2 separate regions of the Homo sapiens genome follow, and region 1 is linked to region 2. A link is a contact called in ENCODE Hi-C or POLR2A ChIA-PET data. All regions are on one chromosome and are shown on one strand. The core of a region is the stretch at or near the end of the contact, and the rest is flanking DNA. Distances in the headings are between cores, read along the strand shown. Region 1 overlaps OTOGL (otogelin like). Region 2 holds the start of OTOGL (otogelin like).

Region 1 (7,153 bases), core at 3,800-6,299, 87 kb before region 2:
AAATATAAATCTCATCTAATGCACCACAGTATGTAAAGCTGGTACAGCAGTCTCTAGTTCCTCTCTTGCCATTCACAAGAGAGCGAGATGATTTGTCCAAAGTCAGAGAGCTAGTGAGCAGCAAAGCTGAGCCCAGGACTGCCTTACGCTTGCTGATCCCCAGCCATCATTCTTTCTGTTACAATGTAATTGGTATAACACTAGTTTAACACCACCTGTTGTCAATAAATTCTCAATATTCTGTCCCAGTAAGAGGCCAACTGTTTAAATATTGCATTCTTATTTTAAAGGACAAATAACAGAATAAAACTTTATAAAATGTAATCATATTTGGTTATTTTGAGTAAATGTGAATATATTAAGAAATACAGTATATGGTTTATAAAAATTCACTTAGCTCGTCTCTGCCTTGTTCCAAAACATTATCTGGACAGTATTCAATAATTTTATTTTTTTTATTTATTTATTTTGAGGCCTTGCTCTGTCACCCAGGCTGGAGTGCAGTGGCACGATCTTGGCTCACTGCAACCTCCGCCTCCTGGGTTCAAGCGATTCTCCTGTCTCAGCCTCCCGAGTAGCTGGGATTACAGCTGCCCACCCCCGCGCCTGGCTAATTTTTGTGTTTTTAGTAGAGACGGGGTTTGGCCATATTGGCCAGGCTGGTCTTGAACTCCTGACTTCAGGTGATCTGCCCGCCTCAGCCTCCCAAAATGCTGGGATTATAGGCATGAACCACTGCTCCCAGCCAGTATCCAATAATTTTAAAGTCACAATATGAAAAATAAATTTGAAGATGTCATATGGCCAGGTTTGATCTATCCTAGAAGGTAAAGAGAAGGTGGTCTAAGGCCTATGGGTTACACTACTCCTGTCTGTTCCCATCCCACTCCTCTGCAATAACAGAAAGCCTAATCAGTGAATTCGCCTGCCTGAGGTGGAAAGGTTGGCCTTTCCCTGTTAGCTGCAACATTATTTAAATTCCTCTGTACCACTCTGGGAAAAGCATGAACTACAAAGTAAAGGAAGAACTATTTTTAAAAAGAAACCACTAAGGATGCTAACATGAAACAAAACTTGGATTCACTCTTTTTTTTTTTTTTTTTTTTTTTTTTTTTTGAGACGGAGTCTCACTCTTTCGCCCAAGCTGGACTGCAGTGGCGCTATCCCGGCTCACTGCAAGCTCCGCCTCTTGGGTTCACGCCATTCTCCTGCCTCAGCCTTCCGAGTAGCTGGGATTACAGGCGCCCACCACCACGCCCGGCTAATTTTTTGTATTTTTAGTAGAGACGGGGTTTCACCGTGTTAGCCAGGATGGTCTCGATCTCCTGACCTCGTGATCCACCCGCCTCAGCCTCCCAAAGTGCTGGGATTACAGGCGTGAGCCACCGCGCCCGGCCTGGATTCACTCTTAAACTGAGATGTCAGTGTTCACTTTGCCCACGGTTTTGGCAAAAGATAAAGCTGTGAATAGGTTCTTCCCAAATGGCAAACAGTGATTTGATACCAGTGATATCTTGGTGTCCAAAAGAAAAGGTAGAACTCAGCTTTAATTATTTTGTTGTGCTTCTTTGAATTTATTTTATGGCTTCTAAGCATTAAAATATTTTAAAATTGTGCTAATTAAAATCTGCGTTTTACCGGACTGGGGAAGCTCTTTCATCTATCAGTTAAGATGCACAGCACATCCTGTTCCCAAACAAATGACTCAGCAAGTATCAGTGATAAGCATGCATAAAGCAGCCTAAAAGTCACATCCAAATACAATTTGCTATTAATGCCATCATGTGCCAAAATAAATCATAAAAACTACTGCATTGCTATGTATCCTAATTAAAATGCAATATCTGTAATATTTCAGCCGGCTACAAAAATGGGGCCGGAGATGCTGTGGTCAGGGTCAGGAGATCCTGTCAACCTATGTCTCCCACTTCCAGTCACCCAAGCTACCATGGAGGTCTAGTCAAGTCTGACAAAGTAGAAACCAGTTTGGAGTGAGTCTTCTTATTACATCCAGCTGTTTTCTGTCCCTCCAGAGCTTCCTCCCGTATAGCTAACTGATTTCTTGGTTTCACTTCAAATTACTCCTGCGCAAAGAAGACCACCCTAGGAGAAAGATGAGAATCTGTAGACCTGCTGTCCTTGTGAATGATATGCTCCAGGTGCATCAAATAGTCATTCTCAAACTTAGCCTGCATATTTCGATTTATCTTGGAGAGCCCCATCTAGGCCAATGAAATTCTACTTTCTAGGTATGGGGCTCAGGCATTAGTGTTAAACTGCCCCAACATTCAGTAATATGAGTTTTGCAATCTATCTCTTTTGGTCTTTCAGATAACTATATTGTCATTTCAGAAGCTTCCTAGAAATTCACTTCTTCCAAGAAATGAATTAGTACTAAACAATTTTTGCTAAAGGGGGCAGGAGAAGTTAAAGAAAAAAAAATCCAACCTCATTCTTATGAGACTTGACAAACTTCCCAGCTGCTTGGGTCTTGTTTGGTCAATTGGTCAAAGACTGGATTCTCTTTGTTTTACTCAGAGGCATGCTTGATATCCATGCCTAAAAGAAAATAAACATTAAGTTAAAGACAATGTTGAGTAAAAGATTATTCAACTGGGATTCACAAAATCTGGATTATGTTTAGCAGTTAATAGTTGTGGGACATGGGACCTTGAACTTAGCTCTCCATGTTTCATTTTCCCATCAGAAAAATGGAATCCTATACTTCCTTCTTCCAAACTCTATTAATCTGAGTATCTATTTATGATACATTAACCAAAAAGCCTTAAAGGATGCACTGTTCTTCACATTGCCAAAAAATGGTGGAGTAGACTTTCTCCCTATGCACTCACACAAAGACATTAAATTAGAGGGAAACATGGACAGGAAAATAATACAAGAGACATCTGAGAAGTAATGAAGATCTAAACCAAAGGGAGGACAGAGAGAACGGGAGGATGACACCTGAAGGGAGAGACATGGCTAATTATAAATTATAAAATCCTTAGAAGATTAAAAACAGATAAAATAATTAAAGCAGAGCTGTGGGAAACTTTACTCAAACAAAAATACTGAAAGGTCTGTGGAGGATCGATTGTTTATGATCCTATTCTCTAGAGACTGAAATTCTTTGGATATACCAGATGGCTTTATTTATATAACAAAAGCTCAGCTCTAGTGAGGTGCTGCTTGCAAATTCACATACAAATAAAAGAAACTGTGTTTATGTTTGTACATATCCTTGCACATAAGAGGGAGTTTCCTTTGTTTTTTATGGACATTTGAACAAATTTTATGCTTATAATGCTAAAGAGAAGGCTCACCTTTTTATATTTATTTATTATTATTATTATTATTTTTTTTTTGAGACAGAGTCTCACTCTGTCGCCCAGGCTGGAATGCAGTGGTGTGATCTCAGCTCACTGCAACCTCTGTCTCCCAGGTTCAAGTGATTATCCTGCCTCAGCCTCCTGAGTAGCTGGGATTACAGGCGCATGCCACCACACCCGGCTAATTTTTGTATTTTTAGTAGAGATGGGGTTTCACCATGTTGGTCAGGCTGGTCTCGAACTCCTGACCTCGTGATCTGCCCGCCTCGGCCTCTCAAAGTGCTGGGATTACAGGCATGAACCACCGCTCACCTCTTTTTAAAAGGAACAGCAGCCTCCCAGTATAGCCAAGTAATCCCCAGAACATAAAATTTAACACAGAAAATTTTCTGACCTTTGTGGATCTTCTCTATCCAAGTGCATGACAAATATTTATTTCACTCCTCAGTGTTCATATTCAATCCTATCTCTTCAAATAACATCATTGACAATTAAAAAGAAATCTCAACCCTCTCCCCAAGTGAATATTTCAAGCTGCATCCTGTGTCAACTCCTGGCACTGAGTCAGCCTTGTCAGCCCAATTTAGAGCACATGGCAGTAATCCAATTCATTGTGGCTGTTTGTGGTCCCCAGATCAGGTTTCAAAAACGAAGGGGCAGCAATCCGGTGACCTTCTCAAGATAGTAGAAAACAACTCTGGTCATGACTGACACTTGATCTTTCTGCTAACATTAGCTCCTAATCAAAGATGGTGCCAAGCTTGTATCTGACACCAGCCCACAAACCTTTCTGTCCTCCTCCAAGAGGTGTGGGCATCCTGTCACCCACTGAGTTTCAGTTTTGGAATGACTGTCCCTTTCAGATCCAAGGAAGTCTGATTTTATTGACACTTGAGATAAAGCTCAAGGCCTGTCTTAATTGAGCTTTCCAGTTATTTATAATGCATACATATTTACTATTCATTGTCTTTATACTTAGTGAGGTTCAATGTGATTAGTAATAAAGATGTGGTTATAACTTTATAAAATTAACAACCCCAGAATATTCATATTGTAATCAGGAGATGGCATCCACTCGGAAGCTTTTTTCTGTGCACCTCTCATCCTGTCGTCCTTTCTTAAAAATGTATTACTCTTCCTGGGCTTCGTGTCATCCTTCCTCCATATTTCTGCTGGATCTTCAGGACTGGCTCAGGTATGGCCACAGATTGGCCCCAGCAGGGTCTGCAGAAGTAAACTTTACCTCCTAGGCCAGGCCCTATTTTTCTTACTTCACCAAATACTAAGTATCGGTATAAAAAAAAAAAACAAAAACAACCTGGCCACTTGCCTAAGTCGTCCCTAAATCAGGAAGCTGTTCTTAATGTGAAGAGGCCTTTAGGGAACCCTGTTGTTTTCTCATCCCTTACCTCTTATATAAAAGTCCGTGTTGAGGCCTGAAGATTCTTGGAGCTCTGGATGTGTTCAAAGTAACTACTGGCTTTGCCCCAGCTCTGAGTTTACACATAATATATTATCTGAATTAGTCGAGTTCCAAGTTTTCTATACAGAATTTTATCTTCTTTCTATCTCCATAAACAAACAATCTTTGAAGCTAGATAATATGGGAAAAGAGGATGGAATCATTTCACCCTGCCTTGTTTGTTTCCATGAGGATTCTAACCCAAAGGAAAAGATGAGTCATTCAGCATCATTTCCTATGTGGTGCTTTGGACTCTGTGCTATCTTAGCCAAAAGAGGGCAGCACTCCATGGGTTTTGAATTCACAGGAAGCAAAACTTCAAACAGTTTTTAACTGAACTCTTAAGCAAGGCACTGTACTCTATTACATGGGATAACACAGATTAATAAGACCTCCCCAAACAAGCAGGAACAGGAAAGGAGAGAAGAGTTGGGGAGAGCAGTTAAAACATTGCCATGTGTTTGGGAGTGGTGAGCGATACGTCTGAAAATAAAGAATGGATGAGATCGTGAGGGTCCCTTGACGATTAGGCATTTATTCTTTATTTGAAATGCAGTGAGGAGCCTCTCAAAGTTTTTCAACAAGTGAATCATATGATTAGAACTCTGTTTGGGGAAGATACATGTGTTAGGGATGCATTAGAGAGATTGAAACAGGGAGACCAAAGAGCAGAGGGAAACATGGACAGGAAAATAATACAAGAGACATCCGAGAGGTAATGAAGATCTAAGCCAGAGGGATGGCAGAGAGAAAGGGAAGATGACACCTGATGGGAGAGACGCGGCTAAGTAGGAAAGATGGACTTTAATGGACTTGATATAGGGAGAAAGGGACCAAGATAAACCCAGAGTTTCACATCTCAGACCTGGGCATATGGTAGAGCCTTTAACCAAAATTAGGAAGAAAGAAAAAAACAACTGTTTTGAAGCAAACATAATGAATTTGGTTTTGAACACATTTTCCCTTCAGAGAGCGTGAGATGTGACTAAGTTGCCAAGATATAAGGGGTAAAAGATAAAAATATAGGAAGGGTATGACTTTAAGGACACCCTTGGAAAAGAAGCCCTAAATGCTTACCTGAAAGCCCAGTGCTGAATATATGGCCCACTTGCAGGTGCAGTGTTGGGCCTTAGTGGCCTGTGTTTCTATATCTTCTTGATCTCATCTAACTCTTCTTATTTGTCCCTTTTTTCTAATATTTTTATATTTGTATCTTATGTAGTGCCACCTCAAATCCTTTTGTGAATAAATTAGAATAAGCAGCAATTAATCAATCCTGATAATTACATTTTTCTATATAGACTTTAAGATACAGCCATCTTCAGTAAGCACATAGGACCCATGTGTAAAATGCAGATCACTAATATTTACTGAAAACTAATATGCTAGGCAGTAAAGTAAAAGTTTTATACACATCATTTCATTTTATATTATGATTAACAAAACAAGATTATGAAGCAATGCCATTATTATCCCTTTTTACAGATGAGGACACTGAAACACAATGACATTAACACTAATTTGGCCGGGTGCAGTGGCTCACACCTGTAATACCAGTACTTTCGGAGGCCAAGGTGAGTGGGTCACTTGAGATCAGGAGTTCAAGACCAGCCTGGCCAACATGGCAAAACCCTGTCTCTACTAAAAATATAAAAATTAGCCAGGCGTGGCAGTGCACACTTGTGATCCCAGCTACTTGGGAGGCTGAGGCAGGGGAATCGGAATCACTTGAACCCAGGAGGCAGAGGTTGCAGTGAGCCAAGATTGCACCACTGCACTCCAGACTGGGCAACAGAGGGAGACTCCTTCTCAAAAAAAAAATTAATTTATAATATAGCAGAACTTACATTATAACCCAGGCAGCCTGACCTCAGAGCCAGTGTACCTAACCACTATGCCTACTTCCTCTCTGTTCACATTGCCTGTCTCATTATACCAGCCCATTTTCCTGATTCCTCTCTATATGTCTCATGCTCCACTTTAGGATGCCATTTACATGTGTTAACAGAGCATTGGCATCCGGGGCAGTGTCTTGAATCAGGAAACTGTGTTGCCTCCATATATAGAGGATAAATTAGTAGGTTGAAGAAAAGATATACTACTTCGTTTTTCTAAAATTAAATTAAATCTATCTCTGAACCCCTACACATCAAGGCAGATGAGTAACAGTCCAATACTTGTCATATGGGAGATGCAGTTCCTCCTCCCATGACATCATACAAGAATACTGACTTATAAGATGCCAGAAAATAAATGGGAGGGAGAAGCCAAGGAGCCACGTTTATTTTTGACCCTTTTTGTCATCCAATTTGCCTGGTATTAGGCAGCCTCAAAGGGGCTCCTCCTTTTGTCTGTTCATGAA
Region 2 (6,801 bases), core at 2,332-4,831:
GTTTACAGGAAGAAATATGTTATCTACATTGAATGGGTGCAGCGGGAAAAGGCTAATGGCACAACTGTCCACATAGGCATTCACTCCAGCAAGGTGGTTATCACTAGGCTAAAACTGGACAAAGACAGCAAAAAGATCCTTGAACGGAAAGCCAAATCTCGCCAAGTAGGAAAGGAAAAGGGCAAATACAAGGAAGAAACAATTGAGAAGATGGAGGAATAATCTTATATACAAGCTTTGATTAAAACTTGAAACAAAGGAGAAAAAAAAGAAGAGCCTTATGACTAGAGCTCCGAGAGTAAAGAGTTGGTAAGAGACAACTCTGGGAAACTAGTCCATCCATCAGTAGGACTTTATTAAAGTTTTAGGATATACCTCAAGAAATAACAGGAAACCTTAAAAGCTAAGGAAGAACACAGTCTGACATATTTTTCAAACACCCTGACTACAGTGAGGGGGATAGATACAATTGGGAGTGGGGGAAAATTGAAGGGAAGAGACCATCAGGAAGGATGTTTAAGTAATCAAGATAAAGAGATTGTATCTACAACTAGAGGGGTGACAGTGGAGATGTAGAGAAGTAGCCGGTTCAAGAAATACTTAAAGCTAAAATCAACGGGACTTGGTAATCAAGTGGACATAGGAGTGAAGGAGGAAAAGGAATAAAAGCTGATGCCCAGTCCCCTGGCTTGGACTACTAGGCAATTGCATGCTGGTGCAGTTCATACAAGGAACACATGAAAAGGTCTACCATTGAGGGAAAAGCCACAAGGACATTTAATTGATGATAATATATAGCAATGGCTCTGTTCCTGGCACTGTTCTAGGTGCAATGGATATATCAACGGTAAGTAAGATAGATAGATAAATAAGCTGATTGATAGATCGTAGCAAGTATGTGAGATAGATTCTATACATTCCCTAGTTTACTTAGGGTCCCAGGGAGTTAAGTAAGTTGCTCAGTCACACAGTTAGTAAGTGCACAGTCCCTCAACCACTGCATTCTGCATCCTACTTGTATTGAGTTTGAGTGGATTTATCAACTAGTGGATTCATAGGTCTGGAATTAATAGAAGCCTGGATTGGAAAAATTGTTGCATAAGAGAACATAAGGTTACATTTCAGAATTAAGAACATTTCTTGATTCAATTGATCCTTGGAGACCAAACACTCTTTCTCCGGAATAAAAAATGTGAAATGGAACAGATTAATATTGGAGCTCTTCCCAAAGTATTTTCCGTTTAATTACAATGAGGACATCAATACCACAACACTTCACCTACAGCAATTTCCCCCCTTTACAGGTATGGTGTGGGCTCAAGTAAACAGATCCCAATCTCAAGTTTCTCTTATAATTAGTTCTGTGCCCTTGGAAAAGTTGCTTTAGCAGTGTGAGACTCAGTTTCTTCATCTATTAAATGAGGATTTTTTTAAAAAAAACTGCTTTTACACTTACTGTGATGATTATATGATATAACATAGATACTGGACTAGGCACTATATTTAAAAACTGTTCCCTATTATGCTATTGCTCTACATGATGAATATGTTATAACAAGGCTATCATATAATTATTTGTCTTATTTTACATTAATTGAATTATAATGCAGTTGTGATAGAACATAGGCTGAAAAGAGATAAAACAGTCTCCACTCAACCTTCCATTTTTGGCACCTATCCAAGAGCCATAAAGCCAGAAAGGAGGATGTTCAGGAGAATGAGGAAGTGTGTGTGACTACCTTAATTCTTACACTCAAATATTAAGAGCATTTAAAATTCTTTGTACTAAAAAACTGGATACATATTCCACCCACTTACCACCACAAAAAGAACTTAGAGCCATGAGGCCTGTACTAACTTGTACCACACCATTGTATTTGAACTCTTGCGGAAACATCAACCTTTCACGTAGGAGGAGCAAGCAGGATTTGTTAAAGAGAAAAAGCAAGAGATTCTGCAGGAACATCTTAAGTGCTTTTAAAGCAAACATTTGAATCACAGCAACAGAAGCTCACTTTTTTAAATTGAGGCTTTTCATTTTACCTTTCATTGCATGGTTATTCACCAGCATGCTGGAATTACAAAATTTTCAAGTTCTTATTTAAATGCTTGATCAGTACTATGAACCCAGTGCTATAAGAATACAGGCTTTTAAAAAATAGAATAAATTCCTTAATATACTAAGCCTTGACAACTGCAAAGAATTTTGTTAAAATGTACTAGCATTTTCTCCATTTGAAATGGGAAACACATGGGAAAAAAAAAGTGAAAGTTGAGGAACTGGAAAAACAAAAGTAGGAAAGGATTTATTCATTAAGATGAATAAATCTTAGCACAATGTCTACAGCCAGTCTGAATCATTCTTCCTTTGCATAAACATTCTGGAGTTGTAATAATGTCTCCCACCCCCAATACCAGCTTGAAAGAAAAGGAAAAGAGGTTAACTTCTATAAAGTACTGACCTTGTGGCCAGTTTCTCGTAACACCTAAACACAGATTAACAGAGTGAATTCATGTAATACTTTCTAGCGGTTTGAAAAACAATGTGTTTTATAAAGTTGAAATCAATTATATGGGTTTATATGAGCCTCCACTATTAATAAGCTTTGTATAAACTACATTTTTAAAAATTTTTTAATTTTTGATTATTATGGATACATAATAGTTATACATATTTATGGGGTACATATGATATTTAGATAAAAAGATATAATGTATAATGATCAAATTGAAGTAGTTGGGGTATCCATCACTTCAAGCATTTATCATATTTTTGTTGTTGTTAGGAGAAGTAAGATCTAGTGTTCGGTGGCTTAATAGGGCAACCATAGTTAACAATAATTTACTGTATATTTTAAAATAACTAAAAGAGTAGAATTGGAATAAACTACACTTTAAAGTAACAATACTTGCCACTAGTTGGGCAACTGAAAGTCCTGAGTTCTTGAGCAAATTTCCATTGTCTGAAACCATAGGTTTCAACCTATAAAACCTGCCAATTATGGATAGAAGGGATTTCTGCCTTCCAGACCATGAGGAAGCGGGAGAACTTAGCCCAAGAGTAACAGAAAATGGGCAGGAGCCATGTGTGTAATTGATCCTTTTAGAGCTGACTTTCAGTTAATGAATTATTTCCATTAACGTGAAGCAACAGTAATAACAGCCACAGAACACGGGACCAGGAGTGGAACCATCCAAATCACCAGTTTCCTCTCTTCAAAGTGATTGGAACTAAACCATTGATTTTTCCAACTGAGTGAACATCCAGGGGTTCTTAGATTTATCAAAGGAAGCATTATGCTACAGAGAGAAAATACAGGTCATTCTTGAGCTGTTTAATTTTAATTATAATTTTTAAATGTTTTCTATGCCAACCTTGTATTGCAGGTTATATTGTAAATGCTTCATCACCTCTCATTTCCATTAAACCATTTTCAGTAGAACAGCCAACTGCCCTTACTTCTCGATTTGCTTTCTTATGACTGCTGCCACTTCCATCCCCCAAAACTTACCAGGGAAGCACTGGCTATGGCTTTATTCCTTATGGGTTGTATTTCGAGAGCTCCTTTATCTGAAGGTCTGAAAGCCCTACCAGAAAAACATCCTTATATACTTTCTACAGAAAAGGAAAAGAGCAGTGGTGAAGCACTTAAAATATCAAACAGTGGGTATAAATCACTCAGTACCTCATCCCCTTTTTGCTGATGTAAAGTCCATAACCATGGCAACAGGGATTAGAAATAGCAACCTATGAAAAACACTGGGTTTATTGGAGCACATGGAAGTTTTAGTTTGGTTTTCAGCTAAATCTTGAAAAAACAAATCTTTGACTAATACCTACATGCTATTTTTATCACTTTTGAGAAGTAATGTTTAAATTATGGATTAAGGGGAAGTCGTTTTTTTCCCCTTAATAAAGATAATCAAAAATATCATAAGCTAATATTGCAGGTAGGGAACGTTAAAAGGCTCTCCTTGTTTGTCCCCCAGTCTTCTAACTCTAGTCTCCCTAATGTAGGTGTTTGACAACAAAATAATATCAATTATCTGTCCTGATTTGTAGATTTAGTTGCAGGTTGAACTCTGGTTTTTTAATTGATATCTCTCTCCAACATAAAATTTTCAGACTTTTTTTATTCACAGACAAAAGAAGTTTTCCTTAGATATGAAGAGAGGCCTAATGATCATTTAATCTATAAATTAGATGCTTCCCTATGTTTATTAAGCTCCTTCTTTAATAAGCAGTAAATTGTAAAGCTCAAGGATTCAGCTTCAAAGATAGTATACTAGAGGAAGAAAGGGTCTGTGATCAGGAAGGTATGAGTGTGATGAGACTAGAACCCATTAGGGGCTGACATCTGTCCCCACTCATCATTCCCATCTTCATTTACTCATCCTTCAAGGCCTCACTCAAAACACATCTCTTCTATGAATCCCTCCAGGTTTACACTTTGCAGTTGATCCTCATCATTCACAGATTCAGTATGTGCGAATTCACCTAGCAGCTAACGTTCATTTGTAACCCCAAAATCAATACTCACTATGCTTCTGAGGTTATTCACAGAAATGTGCACAATGGCACGTTCTTAGCTGAAGTCAAACAAGGCAACATTGCCTTCTTGTTTTAGCTCTCATATTATAAACAAGTACCCTTTTTGTGATCTATGTAATGGCATGTTTTTTGCATGTTTGTCCTTTTCTTGGTGATTTTGTTGTTTAAAGGAAGCCCAAAGCACAGTGCAGAAGTGCTATCTAATGATCCTGAGCACAAGGAGGCTGTAATGTGCCTTACAGGGAAAATATGTGTTCGATAAACTCCAGACATGAGTTGCAGTGCTGCTGGCTGTGAGTGCAATGTTAACGAATCTACAATGTATATTAAATATGGTGTTTTTAAACAGAAATACACATAGAACAAGGTTATTAATTGATCAGTTGATCAGTTGACAAAAATGTTGTAATCAGAGGATCACAGGAACCTAACCCTGCATTTCCCCTAGGAGCAATGCTTAATTGCTGAAGCAATTAGCTTCAGTATTCCCTAATTCATTGATTCTGACAACTTTGTAGAACAGAACTACTGAAAATAACAAGACTCAACTGTGGCTTAAACTCAGATTGCTCTCATTTAAAACTTGTCTCTAACTCCTAATTAGCCCCTTATTATACACAGCTTTATATTCTAACTGTTGGTATTATACTGCCTAGGTCTTTGTTATGTGCTTTTTTTTTTTTTTTTTTTTTTTTTTTGGTGAAACAGAGTCTCGCTGTGTCACCCAGGCTGGAGTGCAGAGGTGCCATCACGGCTCACTGCAACCTCCGCCTCCCAGTTGAAGCGATTCTCCTGCCCCAGCCTCCTAAGTAGTGGGGATTACAGGCACCCACCACTATGCCCAGATAATTTTTGTATTTTTAGTATAGACGGTGTTTTGCCATGTTGGCCAGACTGTCTCAAACTCCTGACCTCAAATGATCCTCCTGCCTCGGCCTCCCAAAGCGCTGGGATTACAGGCATGAGCCCCCATGCTCAGCCTGTTATGTGCTTTTTTTATAAATAATAAAATAATAATAATACCAGCTCTTGATGATGGAGCTCCCACTATGTCAGGGTACTGACAGCTTTACAAACATGCCGTTTGTGGGTGATTCATCTCCCAAATTAAATGGCAAGCTCCTTTTCTTCAGGGACCTCATCATTTTTAATGCATAATATTGTTTAGCACAGAGGCAGGACCATAAAACTTGCTGAAAAATTGAGGTGGTTTTGTTTTCATTCTTGTCACACATTTCATTAGGTATTTTTGAAAAGTGACATTGTCCAAGTAAATTTTCTATCATGGTTAATGATGAAACTGATAATCGTATTTTTCATCCCTATTATGTATTGACCACTTATGATTTTTAAACAGTGTTTAGTGCTTTATATACAGAATCTCATTTTAATCATTAAAACCACACTATTAAAAAACTAATACACAGAAAATTTAAATAGCTTTCTAAAGTCATAGCTCCTGAGGGATAAAATTGGACTTCAATGCAGAGGTTCTTACCCGTTTCAGGTAAAGGCCCTTTTAAAATAAAAAATTTCTTAAATTTCCTGTAAAAGCCCAGTTATAATAATAATTAAAACTTAAAAGTGCTTACTCTGGGCCAAGTGCTATCTTAGCAACTTTCAGAGATCAATTTATTTAATCTTCACAACAGCTTATAAAATCAATATTATTATCTTCCTTTTACAGGTAAAGACCCTGAACCCTGAAAAATTGAAGTCTGCTCAAGGTCACACAGCTAGACAGTAAGTTGCCAAGCCAGGATTCAAACACAAAATACTCTGTCTCCAGAATCTGGCCCTTAACCATTTCACAACACTGCTTTCAACCCATGGATATACGTTCTGACTGTTACCATATAATGACAAAAATAAACTAAATTTATTAAACATATTAGGTAAATTTACATCTCATTTACCATAAAAGCAGCCATATATGTTTGAAATATCAGAGTAAGTGAATATGAGAGAGTTGTTTATTCTACAGACTATGGTCACTGAACCTGTGATTAAACACAGTTTGGGTCCCTCTACCATTGGCAGAGATGTACTTCCAACTGAAATAACTTCCCAGCATCAGAACCGCTGGCACGGTTATTGCCACTTTCATAATTCTGAGGTTAGAGAGGCCCAAACTGTACTCAACTCCATCATTTACTGCTATAGGATGCTAGGCAACTAGCTCACCTTCTGAAGTCTCATTTTTCCATCCCTCTCTTCAAAGTGATATAATACTATCCAGCTCATAGACT

What was found. Hi-C counts contacts between places; a loop is a spot of excess contacts on that map. ChIA-PET counts read pairs that join two places held with the same protein, here RNA polymerase II (POLR2A). Pooled maps may share reads with other maps.
Region 1: a loop to region 2 is called in a pooled map, with 2.2 times the contacts of the local background. The contact joins the enhancer-like site here to the promoter of OTOGL in region 2. A Hi-C loop is called at or near these places in 2 of 168 maps with a recorded cell type or tissue (ascending aorta and endothelial cell of hepatic sinusoid) and 6 of 50 pooled maps. POLR2A ChIA-PET finds 5 or more read pairs at or near these places in 1 of 52 experiments (CD4-positive, alpha-beta T cell).

Annotation. Positions count from the first base shown.
Region 1 is chr12:80,184,750-80,191,902 of GRCh38, reverse strand. All of the region lies in intron 1 of OTOGL (otogelin like), which reads right to left. Among named protein-coding and RNA genes, the nearest start is that of OTOGL, 89 kb to the right of the region's middle. Within about 2 kb of position 5,049, at least 13 of the 41 ENCODE cell types and tissues checked have a DNase peak (open chromatin) inside an H3K27ac peak, as active enhancers do; they include ascending aorta, where a contact is called at or near this core.
Region 2 is chr12:80,096,317-80,103,117 of GRCh38, reverse strand. OTOGL (otogelin like) reads right to left here and starts at 3,581. Exons shown (of 59, transcript NM_001378609.3): 1 at 3,513-3,581. It also overlaps the pseudogene RPL26P32.